2 separate regions of the Homo sapiens genome follow, and region 1 is linked to region 2. Evidence: chromatin contacts called from ENCODE Hi-C or POLR2A ChIA-PET data. All regions are on one chromosome and are shown on one strand. The core of a region is the stretch at or near the end of the contact, and the rest is flanking DNA. Distances in the headings are between cores, read along the strand shown.

What was found. Hi-C counts contacts between places; a loop is a spot of excess contacts on that map. ChIA-PET counts read pairs that join two places held with the same protein, here RNA polymerase II (POLR2A). Pooled maps may share reads with other maps.
Region 1: a loop to region 2 is called in a map of heart right ventricle, with 2.8 times the contacts of the local background. The contact joins the promoter of RENBP here to the promoter of SSR4 in region 2. A Hi-C loop is called at or near these places in 8 of 168 maps with a recorded cell type or tissue (CD8-positive, alpha-beta T cell, GM18951, Ramos and 5 more), 8 of 37 single-sample maps with no recorded cell type and 17 of 50 pooled maps. POLR2A ChIA-PET finds 5 or more read pairs at or near these places in 7 of 52 experiments (AG04449, AG04450, H1 and 3 more).

Annotation. Positions count from the first base shown.
Region 1 is chrX:153,943,178-153,947,175 of GRCh38, reverse strand. RENBP (renin binding protein) reads left to right here and starts at 2,533. Exons shown (of 11, transcript NM_002910.6): 1 at 2,533-2,592; 2 at 2,758-2,867; 3 at 3,021-3,096; 4 at 3,206-3,281; 5 at 3,458-3,630. The coding sequence starts at 2,566. RefSeq lists a silencer at 2,291-2,350 and enhancers at 1,618-2,381, 2,561-2,690.
Region 2 is chrX:153,793,085-153,797,440 of GRCh38, reverse strand. It overlaps SSR4 (signal sequence receptor subunit 4), which reads right to left and starts at 2,773. Exons shown (of 6, transcript NM_006280.3): 1 at 2,687-2,773; 2 at 889-1,007. The coding sequence starts at 2,753. IDH3G (isocitrate dehydrogenase (NAD(+)) 3 non-catalytic subunit gamma) reads left to right here and starts at 3,066. Exons shown (of 13, transcript NM_004135.4): 1 at 3,066-3,195. The coding sequence starts at 3,115. RefSeq lists enhancers at 2,817-3,076, 2,976-3,703 and a silencer at 3,367-3,516.

The sequences.
Region 1 (3,998 bases), core at 1,284-3,783, 150 kb before region 2:
ACCACGGGTACTGCAGAGGTGGATCCCTTCCTCTGGCTTCCTCTTAAATGTGAGCCATGCCCCCAAGGGGAAGAAGCAAGAGCTTGTGATCCAGACTGACCACCTAGCAGCTGGGTCGGTAGGACAGCTGGGATCCCGTGGGCTGAATTTGTACCAGGAGGCCCAGAAAGCTCCGGGGCAAGGTGGCCGGAGCAGCACAGGCCTAGGCGGGTCTGAGGGGAGTGACACCCTGCTTCTGGGGCCTGGTGCTCCTGGCGCACCTGCATTCCCCGCCCCCTCCAAGCCCCTGCCGCCTGCCTTTGTTTCCCCTACACACCTCTACTGCCCAGCCTTCCTCTCAGAGCACCCAGGCACTCCGCTACCAGAAGCTCCTGGAGTAACCAAAGCCTCCGTGTCTCCACCTGTGGCATGGGTGTGTGTGCAAGGCCCTGTCGAATGCGACCTCTTCTGGGAAGCCTCTGTCCTGTGGGGTCTGCTGTGTCATGTGGGGGTGGGGGGAAGCAGACTGGCCAGGGCTTGACACCAGGAGCCATGGCTCTGTCTTACCCACCGCACCAACTGTGACCTGCCTTGGAGCCTAGCCTCGCAGAGGCCCAAGGAGAGGGGTGGGAAAGTGTCCTTCAGAGCAGAGCGGTAGGAGTCATGGCTGGGGCTGGTGGAGGCCAGGGGCCACATGGGGCTGGCCCCAGAACCGAGGGGCCTTGCGGATTTGCCATACCTTTGGCAAATGGCGTTGTGGGCGCTTCGCCTGGTGGGGGTGGTACAAGGCTTCTTCCTACCCCACTTCTGTAGCTGGCACCTGTGGGGCTACCCACCCTCCGCATTCCTTCAGCTCACTTGTCTCACCGCGGCTGCATCACACTCCACAAGGCAAGGGCCACATCAGTCATGCCTCTGGTGTTTATCTGAAAATACCGCGTTTCCGTCTGAGGGCACCACTCAGTCTGGGGAGGCAGGAGGGAGGCTGGACATGAATGTGAACATGACAGGCCTGTGAGCAGGGCAGGTAGATACAGCCCGGCTGGGCACAAAGCTCATCCCCTGAGCATGAGCCGAGGCCGAGGGTGGGTGGGAGCACACAGAGGATGCCTCCCCAGCTGCCAGGGCATCAGCCTCATTACCAAGCACCCCAAAGGGGAACTGTTTGGGGTTGGGTGGGTCAGCCTGCAGCAGGGACTGAGACAGCCACTGTGGCATCAAAGACCAGCAGTGCAGTACCCACGCCCAGAGGCTGGAACCCATTTTGTGCACTGTTGGCCTGGAAGGTAGGAACCACCTCAGCCCAGCTGCCTTGTAGCATCATCGGGTCAGTCATAGAGCTACAGACAGATCTGGGCAGCTGGAAAACAGGCCCAGAGAAGGGGGGTGTGGGCTGTTACCTGCAGTTACTGTCTGGCCTTAGAGCTGTGTCACTTGTGTAAAGAAGTCAGTGCCAAGGCCGAGCGCGGTGGCTCACACCTGTAATACCAACACTTTGGGAGGCCGAGGCAGGTGGATCACGAGGTCAAGAATTTGAGACCAGCCTGGCCAACATGGTGAAAAACCGTCTACTAAAAAAAAAAAAAAAAAAAAAAAAAAAATTAGCTAGGCATGGTGGCAGGCACCTGTAATCCCAGCTACTCCAGAGGCCGAGGCAGGAGAATTGCTTAAACCCGGGAAGCGGAGGTTATAGTGAGCCAAGATCATGCCACTGCACTCCAGCCTGGGCGACAGAGCAAGACCCCATCTTGGGAAAAAAAAAAAAAAAATTAGCGCCAATGGCTGCCCATTACTGACTGTTGAGGTAGTTGGTGACAAACTGATTCAAAAGAGAGGACTTGCTAGGCTGGGTGCGGTGGCTCACGCCTGTAATCCCAGCACTTTGGGAGGCTGACGCAGGAGGATCGCTTGAGCTTAGGAGTTCGAGACCAGCCTGGGCAACATTGCAAAACCCTGTCTCCACTAAAAATACAAAAATTAGCCAGGCATGGTGGCCCACACCTGTGGTCCCACCTACTCAGGAGGCTGAGGTGGGAGGATCGCTTGAGCCTGGCAGGTCAAGGCTGCAGTGAGCTGCCTGGGCGACAGGACACTGTCTCAAAAAACAAAGAAACAAACAACAACAACAACAACAAAAACAGAACTTGCCTCCTGTCTACCCTGTGTGGTGACAGGTCAGAGGGACCTCTGCATTCAGGCCCACTAGCTGTTCCCTGTCCTGCTGCACCCCTGCCCCACAGGCTTGGTAGGGCCAAGGCCCTCAGCCGCCCTGCCGGGGCCCCTGGTGTAGGGCGGGGTGGGTGGCAGCCCCGTTCCCCCTCATCCCAGACCCTCCGGCCATCCCAGCTTTTCCCACCAAGCAGGATCTTGAGACCAGAGCTCCCAGCAGGGGCCCTGGAGGGACTGGCCCATTCGAGTGGAGGGTCGCGGCAGGAACAAGTGCGGGGGTCGGGCTCAAAGCCCCGCCCCAGGCCCAGCGGAACCCTGAAGAGGAGGGGGAGGGTGAGCCGGGCGCGGCTGTGTCAGCTGAGTGACAGTCACGGGACCGCGACCAACTCTGTCTGGCTTCCTAGAGGAGCAGGAGGGATGAGCAAGGGTCTCCCAGCGCGACAGGCCAGTGGTGGGGTGCTTGGGGGGAGTGCTGTCTTGGAGGGTCCCGGGGATGGTGACGTCTGAAGCCCCGTGCAGAGGTGGGGAGATCCCTGAGGGCTGGTTCCCGAGGCTGGGGGGGCCTAGGTCCCATGTGGGGGCTGCGCCTTCAAGCCCCATTTCCCCTAGGACATGGAGAAAGAGCGAGAGACTCTGCAGGCCTGGAAGGAGCGCGTGGGGCAGGAGCTGGACCGCGTGGTGGCTTTCTGGATGGAGCACTCCCACGACCAGGAGCACGGGTACTCGGCGTGCTTCTGGAGTCCTCAGCAGGGTTTTTGCCCTTCCTGAGGCCCCTTCTCACTCTCAGGCACCTCACAGATTTGCTGGCCCCAGAGGGGCAGGAGGGGCTGGCAAGGCCCGTTCCAGACTTTGCTAACCCTGCCTTCCCACAGGGGCTTCTTCACGTGCCTTGGCCGCGAGGGGCGGGTGTATGATGACCTCAAGTATGTGTGGCTGCAGGGGAGGCAGGTATGGTGTTCCCAGCCTGGAAGCTCAGGCACACGGCCCATCGCCTCAAAGGTCTCCCCACCTCACCCCAGCCGGCCACTTAAGCCACTTTCCCTCCCGTACCCCGCAGGTATGGATGTATTGTCGCCTGTACCGCACTTTCGAGCGCTTCCGCCATGCTCAGCTTCTGGACGCAGCAAAAGCAGGTAGGTGCCCCCTTCCTGCCCATCTCCCAGTGACTCCGTCCATGTTTACTCAACAGGGCACATGTGCGGAGTTCCTAGAGGGATCTAGAAGCAGCGAAGGACTTGGGGAGGCTCAAGGGTGGTGTGTGCGGGGCGTCCTGGCCTTACCCCTGGCATGCCAACCCCCCAACCTCCAGGTGGTGAGTTCTTGCTGCGGTATGCCCGGGTGGCACCTCCTGGCAAGAAGTGTGCCTTTGTGCTGACTCGGGACGGCCGCCCGGTCAAGGTGCAGCGAACCATCTTCAGTGAGTGTTTCTACACCATGGCCATGAACGAGCTGTGGAGAGCCACAGGGGAAGTGCGGTACCAGGTGTGTGAGAGGAGGGTGCCCCTGAAGACCCCACCCTGCGACCCTGCCATGGCCACCTGATGCATTCCCACTCACTACGCAAGTCCCCTCCCATGGACCCATCTGTGGGCCAAGTCCCCTTCACCTCTGAACGCTCCCCTACCCCCACAGGGGCGCAGACGGAGAGGGCCCTATCCACGCCCTGCCCCCAACTGGGAAAAGGCCCTTCCCTCCTCCCTGGGCTCCCTGTGCTGCCAGACCCTGACCCCACAGCCTGGAAGGGGCTGCACCCCCAGACTGGGAGCAGAGTGGGGCGGATCTGACTGGCCCCTACTGGACGCTGGGTGCCAGGCCCCAAGTAGGCCCTGGATGAAGGTGTCTCTGGGTTC
Region 2 (4,356 bases), core at 1,524-4,023:
GGCAGGGTCACCTTCTGCCCCCTCTGGGTGTGGGCAGAGGAGCCCTGTGCGCTGCTCACACGGCCTGCAGGTGGGCAGGCTAGGCCCAGTTGGGGGCTGCAGTGTCCCTGGCAGGAGGTACCAAGTAACACTCACCAATCCCGTGACTGGCCCTCTGCATTGGTCTTCCCTACGGGGGCACAAGGCCAGATCCCCATGGCCGGGCCTAACTGGACGCATAGGAACCCTGTTGACTGTGAGCAGGGGCGGGATGATCAAAAGGGCTGAGTGATTTCCTGAGTCTACAAGGGAGGTGCTGGGGTCAGGGGTGCCCAGTGGGCTGCCCAAGGGGTGCTTTACCCTAAGAGGGCCATACCCAAAAAAGGCCCCATTTCCTTCTTTGGACTTATGGGAACTTAGCTGGGCATGGTGGCGAGCACCTGTCATCCCAGCTACTTAGGAGACTGAGAGGAGAATCGCTTGAACCCGGGAGGTGGAGGCTGCAGTGAGCCAAGATCGTGCCAATGCACTCCAGCTGAGGCAACAGAGTGAGACCCTATCTCAAAAAAACAAACAAAAAACAAAAACAAAAACAAAACACCCACACAGACAAACTGGCCAATGGCAACCGGGGTGGGCTGACTCCTGGCCCTTTCTCCCGGTCCAGATACTCATTCAGGAAACAGCGGGTGGTGAGCCCAGGGTTACCTCGTGTAGGCACAGCACACAAAGCAGGTGAGGAAGGTGACCTGTCAACACTGGCTAGGATCTGGCATCACCGTGCCCTGATCTCTCCGGCACCCCAAGAGTTGGAATCTTGATTCTCCCTCTATCGACACAGGTCCCCCATCAACTAGCAGTGAGGAGCACCCCCCACCCGCCCTCCTGTCTGAAACCCCACTGTCTCACCTGGACCCTGTTCTTGCATGTCAGGGAGATCTCCACAATGAAGACGGTCTCAGTGGAAATGACAGCGTCAGAAGTGGTGTAGTAGGAAGGGGTGATCTGGGGCTCCAGGCAGGCCTCGGCTGCGGGGAAGAGGGAGAGATGCCTGGGTAAGGCCAGCTCGAGTATCCCGGTCTGAGGGCAGGATGGCCCGGCCCTGCCTCATAGCACGGATCAGCTGGGGACCCATGCGCTCTTCCTGCCCCTTCCAGGTGGGATATGCGAGACAGATCCAAGTGCTCGGTCACAAATGCAATGGCAACGTAGGCGGGATGGCTGTGAAGGAAGGCTGGGGAGGGGCAAGGCCGGCTTTCTGGAGGTGTGCAGGAAGAGCGAACTGGGGACAGGTGGGGGCTGGATTCACTGGACAATACATGCCAACACTTGGACCTATGACACGGAGGCCCGGGGGCCACGCCAGCCTCAATTCAGAGCCACAAACGGCCTGGACGAGTTACTGAAGGCATCCTCAGCAGAGACATCGGGGGTGGGGGCTGCAGGCAGGCAATGCACTGGGGCTTTCAAGATGAGAGAAAGGGTCTCTGCCCCCGGCCAGTTGACAGAAGGTGAAGACTGGCCCCAGCGTTTCCTGAAGAAGTAAACGGGAGAGACTCTGGTTCCAGAAGCACAACTTGTTAGCTGTGAGAGAAAGGACCTTGCCTTAGCCTTCTCCATAACCAGAGGCCCAAAGGAAAGGAAGGCTGCCGCCTACATCAGAGGGTGTGAAACAAAGGCTCCCCAAAGTGGGAATGTTCTCAGCCACCCGCTGTCCAAATGTGGTGCCCTGGCAGAACGATGGCTTCAGCAGAGGACGTCAGAGAAGGCTCTGGGTCTGGACCACAGGAGGCAGATCCCTAGGAACAGCGTGGAGGCAGTTCTCAGGGGCTAGATCCCGCCAGCCCTTCTGTGTCCTGCCTAAGTTGGGCCTGCTTCCTGTGGCGCAGGGGAGCCCCCGAAGGGTTTTATGGCCAGGCTTGTCCTCTGGATACGTCCCTGACTATAGTTCAGGGAATTCCTGAGGGGCAGATGAGGAGTGTGCGGAAAGGGAGGCCAGTTAGGCTGCCAAAACGTTGCAGGCAGCAAGGCTACTGGCCTGAAGGACGGCAGAAAAGGGAATGTGGAGAAAGCCGCCCCTGTCCAGTCCTGGCCCCCGGGCCCGGGGCTGGCTGCTGCAGCCACCTCCTAAACACACTCTGGAGTTCAGACCTCAGCCCCTCACGAATGCAAATCGACGGGACCCCTGGTCGGCTCTGCCGAAAACTCTGGTAAGGGTAAGGCAGGGCCCTCCGGAAAAGCCAGTCTTCGGCCTGGCACTCAAGGCCCTGCGCACCTTTGGCTCCCCATCTAACTCGCCCCGCTCTTGCTCCCTCTCCTCACTGAGGTCCCTTCCTAGCTTATGTGGCTCCTCCAGCCCCGTTTTTGGCCGCGATCGCTCAGCGCTACAGAGCTTCGCTCCGGTCCGACCCCGCAGGGAGCGGGAGCCGGGACATGTGTCACGTTCCGTGCTGCAGCTTGGGGGCCGGGCGCACCATGGAGGCTCGGGGACTCCTCTTCGTATGGGCAGACAAGGAAAAGCCTGGCTGCCGGTAAACGTGCGCGAGGTGCTTTGGTCCCCCCGTCCCAAGGCCGCCTGCCTCTCGGGGGAAGGCCCGGCCCGCAGCGACGGACCCTGAAAGGCCGGACCCCCGCATCCCTCCTGCCCCCAACACCACCTGCCGTGGGTCAGAGGCTCGCAAGAAAGAAGCCCCGGCTGGGCCGCTACCTGAGCAGCGGGAGAGGCTGGACAGCAGGAGCAGCGCCAGGGCGCCGAGAGATGCCATCGCCGCCATCGCCTCTTCTCTGCCTAGAGGAAAAGAAAACGAGCTCCCATGAACACGAGGGGCAAACGAGGAAGAGCGACGCGTAAGTGGCAGCGGCAGCCAATCGCGCACCGAACGGCTGGGCCGGCATTGTGACGTCTCTGGCAGCACTGACGTGGCCCCTCCCTGAGCCAGGGGCCCAGCTGGTCGCGGTCCCCCCCTCAACATGGCGGCAGCGGTGCTCTAGGCGCCGGAAGGGGGCGTGAATCGGTGCGACCGCGCGCGTGCGCAGTACCGGGTCCGCGCCTGTCCCCGAAACTTCGCACCCCGTCGAACTCTCGCGAGAGCGGTATCTGCGTGTCGGGACGTGCGGAGGCTCTCACTTTCCGTCATGGCGCTGAAGGTAGCGACCGTCGCCGGCAGCGCCGCGAAGGCGGTGCTCGGGCCAGCCCTTCTCTGCCGTCCCTGGGAGGTGAGCAGGGAAAGAGCCACGGGACCGCGGCAGCGGTCGCAGGGGAGCGGTGGGGTAGCCGCACCCGAAGCAGTCTGGAGTCCGATTGGCTAGGGGCCCCACCAGGGGCGGGGAAAGGGCTTCGCGCCGGGGTTGATTGGCCGCCTCCGCTGTCACTGAGGGGATTGGCCGAAGTTGGCCCTGGACCGGCTCCCCCAGGGGGTCTGCATCGGGTGGCGGGGGGCCCTCCGGACGGGCCGGGAGAGTGGGCCACGGCGGCTGTCACCTCCTTAGTGTCCTTGAAGGAGCCCTTCTGAGGCAGTCACTCACGTATCCCGGCCCGCCTTTCTCAAACCGCTTCGGGAATCCGGTTCCGGGACTCAAATTTCTCCACGGTTTCCTCTCTCGTGGACCGCTTTGCCACCTATCCCGGTGGCAAAGAACCGGACTTTGCCAGTCATCCCCCATAGTCCCCCAGTCTTAGAGCCCCAGATGCCTTCCCCTCGAGGCGCCTGGAATGGGAAGGAGCTAGGGTTTCTGAGGCTGCGGGGGTTTTGCTTCTGCTCTTCTCCGTGTGCGGTCTTGCGTATTCAGGTCCGAGTCTTCTTTCCTTACACTTATTTAAGAAGAGGTTAATTTAGGTCCTAGGTGGGCTGGAAACCATCTGAAGCAGCTGCCAGCCAGCACCTGGCCCTGATGGGTAAGAGGTTTGACCTCTAGGCCATGCTCCCACACTGAGCCACTGCGTGGCCTTAGGCCATTTCCTCCTCTCTCTGGGTTCTAGTTTCCCCTTTGGAACCCAGAGGGGAGGAGACTTCATGTTCTCAAAGGATCCTGTCAACTCTGACCTTCCAGAACTCCGTGACTTTGCGGCCACTCCCCAGGGACATCTCTACTTGCCATGTTTTCTCCTTCTGACCTCTGGGGGAGACTGCTTGTGCCTAATGAAATTCTCTTGACGATGCTGACTTCTCCCACCTTGCTGCTGAAAGGACGGCAGTATATAGTGGCTTTCCAGAGGCTCTGATGGCTCCAGCAACTGGGCTCCTGTAGGCTCTTGGTGAAGACATGTGTGCCTCCTCCCTGACCTCCCCTGTGTGTGTGCCTGTGTGTGCGTTGGGGTGGGAGTAGGGGACAGTGAACGGTGGGTAGCTGGGCAGTGCCTTGCCCTGAGACTGACCG